Regions from separate parts of the Homo sapiens genome. Here region 2 is linked to region 1. A link is a contact called in ENCODE Hi-C or POLR2A ChIA-PET data. All regions are on one chromosome and are shown on one strand. The core of a region is the stretch at or near the end of the contact, and the rest is flanking DNA. Distances in the headings are between cores, read along the strand shown.

Region 1 (7,167 bases), core at 785-3,284:
GGATAAACACTGAGCATTTACTATATTCCCAGAACTTTGGCACAAAAGAACACAACTATAAAAGACTGTTCTTGCCATGTCTTTGGGACACAATCAAGTACAATAACACCCTGCCACAATACAATGTGTACAAATTTGGATGTAAAAGGATTGCTGATTGCCTCCAGTTGTCTACCCTTGCCCACTTCTCAGACAAGAGCAAGCTAAAGTTCTTATGGGAATGGATAGGAAGTAATTGCTTCAAGATCATTTGGGTCTTTTAAGGTTTACAATTGTGTCCAGTTTAAACTTCACTGTCATTGCTTTGTGCTTTTTGTAACAGTATATTAAAAACAAAACAAAACACAAAACCACCTACTATATTTCATTTACTTGCAATAATATGACCCCCATATTTTACAAGATAAAATTTCGGGATCCCATCTACTATGTTGTGGAGAGAGCTCATGTACTCTTCTTGTCTCCGACACTATTCTCTTTCATGCAAACTACAACACAAAAACAAAAACAAAACAGAACACCCAAAACCCAAAATCCCTTTGGGCTGACAAATTACAAAAAATTTGATAGTTCTGATGAGCCAGGACAGGATTTTGTTCAGTCTTCAGTCCAGTGGTGTTCTGGTAATTGCTTAACAACCAGCTCAGGATCGGGGAAGGGCTTATTTGTGGCATTTGCTGATTTCAGTGGTATAAATACTCCACCATGGCCAATTTCAAGCTACCATCATGGAGTCAGCCAGCATACAAAATTGTTGAAAATTTAACAAGCAGCTATGAGCTGATTCTGGCACACCACTGGGACTCCTCATTTATCCCTCAGCAGGGTACCTTCCTCTAGCTATCAAATGGCACCAAGGTACACAATGGCTCGGGTCACCGTGCCTGGTGCCAAAGTTTATTTGAGAAGCAGAACTCACTTGGCAAGAAAAGCTGCTATGAAAGTTAGCAGGCACATAAGGGTGTTTCATGCGTTCTCTTAATCCAGCTGGAAGGAGGCACCAACACTACTGCTTAACAGACAAAGAATGCAAAAAGAGGCAGGGCGAAGTGGCTCACGCCTGTAATCCCAGAACTTTGGGAGGCCGAGGTGGGCAAATCACGAGGTCAGGAGATCAAGACCATCTTGGCTAACACGGTGAAACCCCGTGTCTACTAAAAATACAAAAATAAAATTAGCCGGGTGTGGTGGCGGGCGCCTGTAGTCCCAGCTACTTTAGAGGCTGAGGTGGAAGAATGGCGTGAACCCGGGAGGTGGAGCTTGCAGGGAGCCCAGTTCGCACCACTGCACTCCAGCCTGGGCGACAGGGCAAGACTCCATCTCAAAAAATAAATAAATAAATAAATAAATAAATAAATAAAAAGAATGCAAAAAGAAGGGAGAAAACTCTCCAGAGGATCCACTAAGGACAGTGGGCAGCCCCATTTTTCTGTTAACCATTGCAACTGTCTGTGGCTCTTTGGCAGATGTCAAATATCTTCCTACACATTCCTTTTAGTTTGCTGTGCTACGCAGCTTAGTTATGAAAAAAAAAAAAAAGAAGAAAAGAAAATCCAGAGATGTTTTCTGTTAAAAAGTTTCAAGGGCCAGGCACAGTGGCTCACACCTGTAATCCCAGCACTTTGGGAAGCCAAGGCAGGAGGATTGATTGAGTCCAAAAGTTTGAGACTAGCCTGGGCAACATAGCGAGACCCCGTATCTACAGAAAAAAAAAAATTAGCCATGCATGGTGGCATGCAACTGTAGTCACAGCTACTCTGGAGTCTCGGGTGGGAGGATCACTTGAGCCTGGGAGGTTGGGGCTGCAGTGAGCCGAGATCGTGCCACTGCACTCCAGCCTGGGTGACAGCGTGATTAAAAAAAAAAAAAGATTCAGGGAGAGATGTCTTGGTTTTATCATCAACAGAACTTACCCGTTTGACACAGTACAAGCTGTAAAGCTCTGCCCATGGTAAGCACTTACAGAAATCCCCTGTGAGTGAACTTCTGCAGCACAGCACTGCTGATTTTGTAAGATAACCCCTGCATCCCATGAGTGACAGGTCTTGATCTGGGCTTGAGAGATGTAATATTTTGATAAAAAACGGCACTTCCTTTTGAAGCATATATTTGCGTGTACTAAGCAGTACCGCGGGAGCCTCAGCGAGTGCCTAAGCGAGGCTGACGCGGTCTCTCCCAGCTCGCTCCAGCCACCCTTCTTCACACATCTAAATGTGGCGGTAATTAGCATCCATAAACCACACATGTGGCTTAATTTTTTTTCCCCTTTCAGAAGCATCAAAGTAGTTTGTACTTCTTCTAAGCACCAAAGAGTTGTACACCTCAAAAGGGACCGAGACTATGCCATGGGAAGCTACTGAAGATGGGAGTTATTTCTCCTAAGGGGAAGAAGAATTATTTTTTTCAGCAAGCTTTCTAATTAAAGTTCTTATCTTTGATCTAAGCATCTACACTGCACAAGATGTCACAATGGAGAAAATATAAGGCCTTTCAAAAGTGATCAAATTCAACTTTTCTCTTGGAATCAGGCAAGACCCATAGCTTGTACAGAATGGAAGTAATTAAATACATACACCGATTGATCACCACTGCACAATTAATTAAAAAAGAAATCTATTTCATGATGGGTATTGGGTCTATTTGATATTTAGTTACAGAGCCAGGAGATGAAGGGTGTACTGTGTTGAATAGTGTCCCTCCTAAATTCATGTCCTCCTGGAACCTCAGAATGTGACTTTATTTGGAAATATCGTCATAGTAGATGTAATTAGTTAAGATGAGGTCACACTGGATTAGGGTAGGCCCTAAATCCAATGACTAGTCTCCCTAGAGGAGGACAGAAACAGGAGATGCCCACAGAGATGAAGCCCACGTGACAATGGAGGCAGAGATTAGAGTTATGCTGCCATGACCAAGGAACACCAGGCATTGCTGGAAGTCACCAGAAGCCAGAAAGAGGCAAAAAAGAACTCTTCCCTAGGCCCTTCCCATGGTCCTGCTGACATCTTAATTTTGAACTTCTACCCTCCAGAATAGTAAAAAATTTCTGTTGCTTTGTGACAAACTGGTGTTTTGTCACCCAGTTTGTGGTAATTTATTATGGAAGCCCTGGAAAACTAAGACAGAGGGTAAATGTGCAACTCAGGCAGGGTAAACAGCTAGTGTTGATGGGTATCGAGGTATCGTGTGTACTTTTTACCCCTACAGCAGCTCCAGAACAAATGGCTTGTGTAAATAGAGATAGTGGATGATGGGGGCTGCTGAAAAATAGGGGGCCAGTAGAGTGTTAAATACAGGGGGTCAGTAGCCCAACTTTTATTCCTCAGCTATTCAAAGAGGAAAAAATACTATCGGCAAATGCATCATACCCTCATAACATATACATGCTCATGACAGAACCTTTCCTTCTATTTTCTAAGTGGGAAATGGCAAAGACGGGAATCCAATTTCAGAGGAAGAAGGACTGAAACAAAAAGTCGCAAGAGTTCTATTTCAGTCGTTCAGGCCTTAAGGCCATGTCTTTTCCACTAATTTAAGCACCTAATTACATTCTCTCTGAAATTGTTTGTGCATGACAATTGCCTTGCTGGGATGACATTCCACCATCTCGAGTCTTATCTCTACCTAGTTAATATCCCTCAGTACACTAGCATGAAACACATCTTCCCTCTAGCCTTGATACTCAGAGGTTTTTATTTTTTAGTTGCTCTGTGATCATAGGCCAAGATATAAGCAACAATAATATTCTTTCTCATGATATTTTATAAAATTGTTTTAACTCTTGCTTTTGACATCACAGTATCTTGCTGACATTTTAGATCCAAGTAGAAGGTCCCAAATCTTTTGTATTCAGTAAAGTGGCTGTGATATTCCCAGCACTCATTGGATGCTAAACAAAAATAAAGACTTGGGGATCTCTGGGTTATTTCCTATGGCTCAAGATCAGTCTGAAGATAGTTACAGTTGGTCACTAAGAGGAAGAGAAATAATAATTGTTCATAAGAGTGAATGAGCAGGCTAGAAAAAGAACTCTGAATTTCTTCATTTCTTCTGCTTTCCAAACTGGTTGGATTATATCACTTCATAGGTAAGTATTCTTAGAAAGATGTAAATATAGGTTAGGGCTTCTTTTTTCAAAAAGTTTATGATATAATGGGGTGAAACCTTGTCATGCACAAACAATTTCGAACAGAATATAATTACGTGTTTAAATAAGTACTAACTAAACATACTCTTAAAAATTCAGCTCTGAGACCACACTGTGGAAGGTGGGATAGTATAAAAAGGCCTCCTGGAGGAAATAAACTTGAGTTGATGTAAATATTTGCCAGTGCTTGTTAGATTTAAATTTTCAGGAATAAAGGAGAAAACCAACTAAATGGTAACACAACATTTAGTCTACATATGGTTTTATTTATGTCTAATTAATTTATGTAAATAGAGCTATATCAACTATACATGCATGTGATAAAAAGCTGTTAGTGATATATATTTTTCTGATTTTTAAAATAATAGTATTAGAATCCTCACTGATGCCCTTTTGAAATGGTTACACAAACACTGTTCCTTTCAAGTGCCAAATCTTTTCTTAACTCATCATACAATAAATGTATACACTAGGTTAGGAGTAAGGGAATTATGGCCTGCAGGTCAAATCCAACCCACTGCCTATTTTTGTAAATAAAGTTTTATTGGTACAAAGCCACTCACATTCATTTATGTATCTTCTACAGTTGTCTTACCTTGCAATGGCAGAGTTGAGAAGATGCAACAGAGATTGTATAGCCCACAAAGCCTAAGATATTTACTATCTGGTCCTTTACAGAAAAAGTTTGCCAATACCTGCACTAGGCTCCTGGGAATATACTGTAAAAAATTACCACAATGTCTGTGGGATCACAAGCAAGCGTATTTATGTTCAAAGTTAATACTTTTGTTTGTTTTGTTTTTGTTTTTTTGAGACAGAGTCTCACTCCGTCGCCCAGGCTTGAGCACGATCTCAGCTCATTGCTGGAACCTCTGCCTCCCAGGCTCAGAAGATTCTCCCACCTCAGCCTCCCGAGTAGCTGGGATTACAGGCATGCGCCACCACGCCCAGCTAATTTTTGTATTTTTAGTAGAGACGGGGTTTCACCATGTTGGCCAGGCTGGCCTTGAACTCCTAACCTCAGGCGATCTGCCTGCCTGGGCCTCCCAAAGTGCTGGGATTACAGGCCTGAGCCACCATGCCTGGCCAATATTAATAGTTTTTTAAAGTTTTTTCCAAGTATTTTTGTTTTGTTTTCCAAACTTACTCTAGTTGGGTAAAGCCTTTTCCCCTAGAAATTAGTCTGTCTTTCCGCAAGAGAAAAAATAAAGTGAGTGTTTCCATCAGGGTGTGAAATTTTCTACAAAACAATTTTCTAAGAACTGGAAGCTTATAAAGATGCACACGATATTTCATTTTTTAACATATACATTAAACATGATTGCAATTATTCTGAATTTTAAACACTCCAGACAAGTCTTTGGTTCCTAAAATCTTTCAAATGACATTAAAAAATAAATGCTGCCATTAAACTTAAACAGAATAGAATTCTCTAACATTTTAAAATAATTATTACATTGTAGCTAAATTCCCCTAATTACCTTTAAAAGTATAATTCTAATTCTAGTCTTCTTTTTTTATAGATGGAGTCTTGCTATATTGCCCAGGCTGGAGTGCACTGGCTATTCATAGGTGTAATCATGATGCACAACAGCTTCAAACGCCTGGGCTCAAGTGATCCTCCTGCCTCAGCCTCTTGAGTAGCTGGGACTACAGTCTTGTGTCACAGTACCGGGCCTAACTCTAGTCTTAAATGTTTTCCTGTGCTGCATATGGCAGTGGTACCTTATTATGCAGTAGGTATAACTTCTATCGGGCAATGCTGTTTTTACATTCTATTACTTTTATAATTTAGCATGTATAATTTATACATACTGATCATATTATATATTTTATAAAAGCAGGGTCCTGGTAACCACCTTTTCCAAACATATATGACCCAGATTAAGTGCCAGTGTTAATAGTACAGTAGAGTAGTCCCCCCTTATTCACAGAGGATACTTTCCAAGACCTCCAGCGGATGTCTGAAATTGCAGATGGTACCAAACCCTATATACAGTCACATGCTCCTTAATGATGGGATGCATTCTAAGCAGTGGATCATCAGGTGATTTCATCATTATGCAAACATTATAGAGCACACTGTATTTATACAAACCTAGACAGTATGGCCTACTACAAACCTCGGGTATATGGTACAGCCTATTGCTCTTAGACTGTACAGCATGTTATGGGTACAGCATGTTACTGTACTGAATACTGTAGGCAACTGTAACACAATGGTAAGTATTTGTATATCTAAACTTAGAAAAGATACAGTAAAAATAGGTCTTAACTTATGAGACCACCACTGTTTTTGCAGTTCATCATTGACCCAAACATTATGTGGTATATGACTGAATACTACGTTTTTTCCTATACATACATACCTATGATAAAGTTTTAATTTATAAATCTGGCATAGTAAGAAATTAGTAACAATAACAATAAAATAGAACAATTACAACACTATACTATAATAAAAGGTACATAATTGTTGACTCTCTCTCAAAATATTTTATTGTACTGAACTCACCTATTTTGGGATCATGGTTGACCATGGAACTGAAACTGCAGAAAGTGAAACCGCAGAGAAGGGGGACTACTATAATCTGTTTGCAGATTAATCACAAAATAATGGAATGATCTTTCAACGTTAAAATTAGCCTACTCAGGCCAGGAGTGGTGTAATCCTAGCACTTCGGGAGGCTGAGGTGGGCAGATCACTTGAGGTCAGGAGTTTGAGACCAGTCTGGCCATCTAGTAGAGATGGTAAAACCCCGTCTCTCCTAAAAATATAAAAATTAGCCAGGCATGATGGCACATGCCTGTAGTCCCAGCTACTCAGGAGGCTGAGGCACGAGAATCACTTGAAATTAGGAGGCGGAGTTTGCAGTGAGCTGAGCTCGCACCACCGCACTCCAGCCTGGGCAACAGAGCAACAACAAAAACAAAACAACAACAAAATTAGCGTATTCATTTCTTTCTGAATGAAGCTTAAAGTAAATAACTGTTTCTTTTCTCTTTCCCAAATTATTTAG
Region 2 (6,595 bases), core at 1,752-4,251, 60 kb before region 1:
AGCTCTGAGGATGTGGGAAGGATGCTGCTCTACCTCAGAGACTGCAGCATGACCTACAGTGGTCAGACAGCAGAAAGGACTGCCAAGGACGGCTGCAGTGCTAGATCGGGGAGGCTTGTGGTTCTGAGAAAATCTGGGCTGGTGGGAGGGGAAGCAGGGGCTTCTCTGGGGGAGAGGGTGGGGGCTGGGACCTCAGATACTGTCTTTTCAAAATTGATTTATTGGGTTTCATTCTAAAATTATACGTACTTATTAAAAACATTTCAGAAAAAAACTTGAGGGCAAAGGGGAAATTCCTCATCATCTTTCCATGCAGAGGAGGACCCAGTACTGAGAGAGGGTGACAGGGCCCACATCTGGGGAGCTGACGCGAAGTGCTGCCTGCCATGCATCACACGTTCCAGCTTCCCGGGACCAGCGTGGCCGGTGGGAGCCGGGTGCCAGGGCACATTGCTATCCTTGGCAGCACCATGGGCCTTTAGGGTAGGGGTTCTGTGGAGGGTGTGGCTACAATGTTGGCCTCCCTGCCTGCTCAAGTGTGGAGGGGAGGGAGGACTGCTGCCAACGCTCTGGACTCTGGGATGGGGGTGGGCATGATTCCAGGGGAGCCCACCTCCCTGGGCGGGGCATCCAGACAAAGCCCTGGCCAGTTCTGCAACATCCAAGTTCACGGGTGGTGGACAGGCCCAAGGGTTCAACATCAGGTCAGGGACCCTGCCTGGCTCCTTCCTTGGGCCCCAGTGCCAGGCACCCTGATGAGGGATGAAGAGAGGAAGGACAGGACACAGACAGGGGAGCCCAAAGCCACTTGGAAGGATTCTTTCTTCCAAACTATCCACATAAGCAGTTTTCTAACTCCTTCCCAGAGCCCAAGGGTTCTGGCAGGGGCTTGAGGGGCAGGTTGGGGTGGTGATGGGGGATGCATTGCCTTTCTATCTGGAACTTGAGCCTTATGGTATATTCAGGAAAAAGGCTTGAACCAGTGAAGTACTGATCTGGTCCAACAGATAGAAAGAGGGCCCAGAGAGGTCAGGGCTTGGTCCAACTCGCACAGTGGTGGGGCGTCTGCAGACTGCTTTCCTGTCCTGTGCTGTTGGCAGAACCTCAGCTTTGGGACTTGAGGGGGAGTATGCAGTGGCAATTAGGACAAACGACTCTGAGCTCTCAGTTGAGTTGGGGGAGGAGAGAAAAGAAGGAGTTAGATCCTGGGGGAGTTGGATGTTGCAGACTGGACTCCAGAGCCTGGGGGTGTGGGCGATCCTGGGGTGTGGGGAGGGCGGGCTGAGGCTGCTCCACAAGCGTTCTCGAAGTTCACCATACAAGAAGGGGCGGTGTGGGGAAATGGGGATGAGGCCTGAAATTCAATCCCATGTGGGTTGAGTTATGATGTCATCTGACACCCTCTCACACGGCTGCATCTACCCCAAGGAAGGGGCAAGTTTTTCTTTGATGGGCACCTGGGGGGGCTGTTTAGCTGGAGTTTTTTTTGTTTCGCTTTTTTTGTTTTTGTGTTTTTTTTGAGACAAGTTTCGCTCTGTGGCCCAGGCTGGAGTGCAATGGTGTGATCTCGGTTTACCGCAACCTCCACCTCCTGGGTTCAAGCAATTCTCCTGCCTCAGCCTCCCAAGTAGCTGGGATTACAGACATGCACCACCACGCCCAGCAATTTTGTATTTTTAGTAGAGATGGGGTTTATCCACGTTGGTGAAGCTCGTCTCGAACTCCCGACTTCATGTGATCCGCCCGCCTCAGCCTCCCAAAGTGCTGGGATTACAGGTGTGAGCCACCGCGCCGGGCCTGGAGCTGCATTTTTGTTGTAAGCACTTTGTTCTTACTTGGATTAGGTTTATTTTAGGGTGGTTTGGGGCAGACTGAGGGAGATTGGAAGGCAGAAACCACCCCCTCAGGACAACCACGTGGATCTCCTTAGGGTCTGGGTAGTGGAACTGGGCCCTGTGACCTTGGAGTTGGAGGGGAAGCTGTAAGCAGGGATGGAACGGGCCACCCGCACCCTCACACAGCTGTGACCAACAGGCACGGTCATCCGCATTCACCTGCCCAACTCCCATGCCCTGAGTCCTGTCCTCCAGGGCATTCCTACTGGCACTACCCCAATTTCCCAAAAGATTCCAGGGATCTCTCTCTCGCTCTCTCTTTTTTTTTTTTTACAGTCTCACTCTGTTGCCCAGGCTGGAGTGCAGTGGCTGATCTCAGCTCACTGCAACCTCCACCCCCTGGGTTCAAGCGATTTTCCTGCCTCAGCCTCTTGAGTAGTTTGGGATTACAGGCGTGCGCCACCACGCCCAGCTAATTTTTGTATTTTTAGTAGACGGGGTTTTGCCATGTTGGCCAGACTGATCTCAAACTCCTGACCTCAAGTGATCCTCCCGCTTTGGCCTCCCAAGGGAGGGTTCCTTCCTCCCAGGCTGAGGCACCCTGCCCCACACATCTACTGGAGGAACTTAGTGTTGGGGCCAGGGGGTGGCTGGGTAAGGCTGGATCCCACACTTGTCAGGCCAGGTTGGGGTAGGGGAGGATACACGGGGGACCCGTCTCTCAGCCGTTCTGGGCCGGTGCCTGAGGCGATCTGCCCCGCCGCCCGCCCTTCCGCCACCACCCAAGTCGCATGCGCGCGCCGGGGCCGACGGGCGCCAGGCTCCACCGAGCCACCCTCCGTCGTGGCGGCCCCTCGTGCCTCTGCGGAGGGAAGGCCGCCGGCTTCGCCAGGGGGCGCGCGTCGGGGTCGCGGCTCTTTGAACTCGGCCCCACGAGGGGACGCGCCATCGGTTTCGTGGCTTGCGTGGCGCCGCAGCAACGAGCCGGTCGCCCCGGGGCGTTGCTTAGTCCGGGCCTCGCTGCGAGTCTGTGGGCGAGGCGGGAGGTGCTTCCTTGGCCAGGCGGGTGGAGGAAGGTGTGGGCGCCGCATCCCAGCGTCGCGGAGCCTCCAGGCGCGGGCAGGCGAGACTGGCGTGCAGCGCGACGGCCTAGTCCCGGCGTCCCACCGTCCCCCACTCCCGCAGGCGCCGAGCCGATTCAGCCGCGCGGCTGCAGTGACACCCAGCGGCCGTCGCGGGAAGTGCGGTCGCCGCGGCCAGGCCTCCGGGGCTCCTGTCTCTCGAGGTTCCCACCCCGGTTACGCGCGGGCACCCCGGAGGAGAGCGGCCGCGCGCTGCAGATGCCCGCGGGGGCACTTCCCCTGCCCCTCCCCCGTTTCCTCCCCGCAGGCGCCCGAGCGCCGGGAGATCCTGCGCAGCGGCAGTGCCCGGAAGGGCGGGGCGGGGTGCAGCAGCGGCGCTGGGCTGTGACCCGGGCAGTTTCACTTCTGGATCCTGCTCGGGCTGTGATAGGACAGCGCGGGGGCAGCGGGGGAACACGCGGGCACGCCGAGATCCGGCGCTCGGGACCCCGATGAGGGGAGGCCTTTCACTCCTGGGGTGTCACGCGACCCACGCTTTCCTCCATGTCCACTCCCACCCCCCATGGGTTCCACTTTGCTGTCCCCCGAGCTGCCGCTCCTCCCCAGCAGACACCGTCTCCGCCGGGGCTGCCGACCCCCGGAGAGGCCCCGAGCGGCGTGGGCGGCGGGAGGAGGGAGCTGTGAAGCCGCAGGCAGGGGGTTAGGCTGCGGGCTGCTGAGACGCCGAGCTGTTTCTCAGAAGTGCAGCTGCCCCTCCCCTCACACCCCCCTCACTCCCACCGCGCGCCGCACCCCTGCCCCCTCTCCGCCGGCCTCCCTTTCCTCTCCCAGGCACCCTAGCCGGGAATCTGGGGTCTGGGTCCACGCAGAATTAAGAGGAGAACCTGAGAAAGGGCGGGGGCCGGGGGTTCAGACCCAGCCTCAGCGCGCGTTATTCCGAGCCTCCTATAATTCCACAGGTGAGGGGATCCTGTCCCCTACCCCTGGGGTCCAGGATTGGAATTTGATAGAACAGTTAGGAAAATGACATCTTGAGAGAGTCAGGGCCCGGCCACTATTACTCTAGCTCCAGCGTCCAGTGAGGAGAGGAGAGAGAGGGAAGACCTGGAGCCCGGCTGGTGCAGTGAGGTTGAGGCCTGTCTTAGGAGTACCAGCTGGAAGGCCCTTCAGAGATCCCTGACTCTGGGGAAAATCAACGCCCAGAAGGGGAAGTCAAGTGTCTGGGCTCATCCCGAGAGGGAGAGGGCTGGGATTGGAACCAGGACTCCAAATAGTTGCGGGAGTCTGCGACTGTCTTTTGCTTGGGACTTCAGAGCTTTGCTGGATTCACTGACTCAGCCTGCTTTCCCTCAACACACACAAACACACACACACGAGACACGTGCACGCGCGCACACACACAGATACACAGACACACACAGACAGACATGCAAGGAGAGAGACAGGCACACATGGAGACAGACACGCACACGCAAAGAGACACACAGCTCCCCAGGAGTCTAGCGGGGCAGCTGAGGTCTGTGAGTGAGACATTCTCAGTGAGACACTGAGAATGCAATTCCAGTGGGGGTGGGATGGGGATTGGGCGGTGGAAGGACAAGCCCGGGGGAGGAGGTGGCATCGCCCCCCTAGTTCCCATCCACCACCACCCCCAGTGCTGTGGTTTATTTGCCTAGGCAGCTCTTCTGGGCCAGGGGGCCAGGGTACTGGGGTGGAGAGGCGAGGTGATGGGAAAGGCTGTTCTGGGGCTTCCTGCCCCCTCACTCCTGGGGAAGGGGGGTAGCTGCCATCACCCGCAGGCCTTTCCACTGCAGCCCTTTCCTTGGGTATGTGTGTTATTCTGGGGGAAGATCTGTTATTTGCGGAGAAGGGAGGCAGCTGCCTACTTCACAGGTCAAGACAGAGTTAAAAACAAAACCACAGCAAATTCAACACCCCGTGTCCTTCAGGGACTTTCCATGACACCTTCCTTCCCCCCTCTCCCCTAAGCCAGGGAGCACCTCCCCAGAGGGCCTCCCCACCCCAGGTGCAGTGGCTTTTGGCTTTTATGCAAACAACTGTCTGATCCCGGAATGCTCCACAGCCCGAACTGTGGCCTGGGCCGAATGTGCCCCTCCACCATCCCTTGGGCCAGTGTTTCTGGTCTTCCTGGAGTTGTGACCTCCACTCTTCCTCAGACCCTGGATTCTGAGGGACAGGAGATGAGGGCAGGAAGCTAGGTCCTTTCCCCCTGCCTGCCCTCGGGTGGCAGTTGCCTGCAGGTGGAGGGTTTGGGCACAGCAACCTAAGTGAATGGTCCGGGGTTTTGAGTGATGGGGGAGGGGAAGAAGGAGGGTGCAGGTGTGGGGTGGCCTCCACTGCCAGGCCCACCACCCTCTAGGGCATTGAATTAGCTCCCAAGATCAGGAAGGAAAACTCTTCTCAGGCTGGGAGTCCATTCAACCCCAACGCCAGTGTGGACCTCCGGTCCTGCTCACTGGCAAAGGGGGTCAGGATCTCCCTGTCTCCCTCTCTTCTGCCTGAGCTGCTTCTGCTTTGGGGAGGGATTTGGGGATGGGGAAGGCCATATAATCTTCTCTCCAGGGCTGAAAACCAGCTACTGAGGGGCCGTTTTTGAATGTATTCAGTGCTAAAATGCAAAGGCAGGGTGCCATGCCATTCCTTTCTCCTCCTCAGCTTGAGCAAGACTGGGAAACCTGTAGGAGACCCTCAGCCAGTTTGAACATTTTGGAGTGCTGATGGGAGGGAGATGATGCTGATCATGGAGCCAGAGGACGCTGGTGCCAGCCTAGCCCCACATTTGTTAGTCTTAAAACTTCAGACAATCTTTCTCATGCCTCTTCCACAGAAGACGGAAAATGGAGGGTGCTTTAGATGAGGCTGAGCAGAAGGCCAGACTCTCTCTCTACTTTCTCTAACGTTTTCTAAGAGAGAACACAATGATGATGGAAAGAAAGCAGCCTCATCCCTATGCCATTCTCCTAGGACTTTTCCCCCTAACACCTTCGGTTTGGGTCTCCAGGTATCTAAAAACTGTATTTAAATATGGTCGAGTTTAAGGACTGCAACTCAAGTTTCCCAATGTGGATGTCTGTGAGCCCCCACACATGAAAAAGTCAGAACTTGACTGTATTTTAAGAAGAATCTCTGTTGAGGGAGGAAGGCAGAGCAGTGACTTGGAATAGGGGTGCACCATGCTGAATGTGCTGATCATGCTAAGTCCAGGTCCTCAACCTCCTCCAGTTTCCTTAGTGAACTAAGGACCAGTGGAACCAGGAACCCTATCTTGTGGGTTACAGGGGCCAGCAGCAGGATCACAGTGGTAGGCTCAGCAAGGCGTCAGGTGAGAACCTTTATTTCAGTGATAATTCATTTTTCTTGATAACTGGACTTTAAGAAATAGAGGGGCAAAATTAAGAAAGTATTCCTTGGGGCGGGATGAAACCCTTCTACATCCTGACACCAGCAGACACAAATCATAAGTGATAAGGATGCACAAGGACTAATTTCAAACATACCAGGATTTTTTTATTTTTCAGTGTAAAAATCAAACATGATAAACCTAGAAAACTATCAGCAGGGCTATTTCTTACAGGGTTCCAGCAAGGGTTAGCATTGTTACATTTCAGAAGCTGACTTTCTTTAAACCATCTTTACAGAGGAGTAAACTTCACAGTT

The links. Hi-C counts contacts between places; a loop is a spot of excess contacts on that map. ChIA-PET counts read pairs that join two places held with the same protein, here RNA polymerase II (POLR2A). Pooled maps may share reads with other maps.
Region 2: a map of natural killer cell shows a loop between it and region 1 (7-fold over the local background). The contact joins two enhancer-like sites. A Hi-C loop is called at or near these places in 11 of 168 maps with a recorded cell type or tissue (B cell, CD4-positive, alpha-beta T cell, CD4-positive, alpha-beta memory T cell and 5 more), 16 of 37 single-sample maps with no recorded cell type and 16 of 50 pooled maps. POLR2A ChIA-PET finds 5 or more read pairs at or near these places in 21 of 52 experiments (B cell, CD4-positive, alpha-beta T cell, CD4-positive, alpha-beta memory T cell and 14 more).

The regions. Positions count from the first base shown.
Region 1 is chr17:39,811,779-39,818,945 of GRCh38, forward strand. The region is part of intron 3 of IKZF3 (IKAROS family zinc finger 3); the gene reads right to left. Among named protein-coding and RNA genes, the nearest start is that of IKZF3, 49 kb to the right of the region's middle. Within about 2 kb of position 2,035, at least 3 of the 41 ENCODE cell types and tissues checked have a DNase peak (open chromatin) inside an H3K27ac peak, as active enhancers do; they include B cell, CD8-positive, alpha-beta T cell and natural killer cell, where a contact is called at or near this core.
Region 2 is chr17:39,751,295-39,757,889 of GRCh38, forward strand. IKZF3 (IKAROS family zinc finger 3) reads right to left here. Exons shown (of 8, transcript NM_012481.5): 8 at 6,424-6,595. Among named protein-coding and RNA genes, the nearest start is that of GRB7, 17 kb to the left of the region's middle. RefSeq lists silencers at 2,627-2,766, 2,807-2,856, 2,997-3,726 and enhancers at 4,217-4,266, 4,677-4,986. Within about 2 kb of position 3,002, at least 35 of the 41 ENCODE cell types and tissues checked have a DNase peak (open chromatin) inside an H3K27ac peak, as active enhancers do; they include B cell, CD8-positive, alpha-beta T cell and natural killer cell, where a contact is called at or near this core.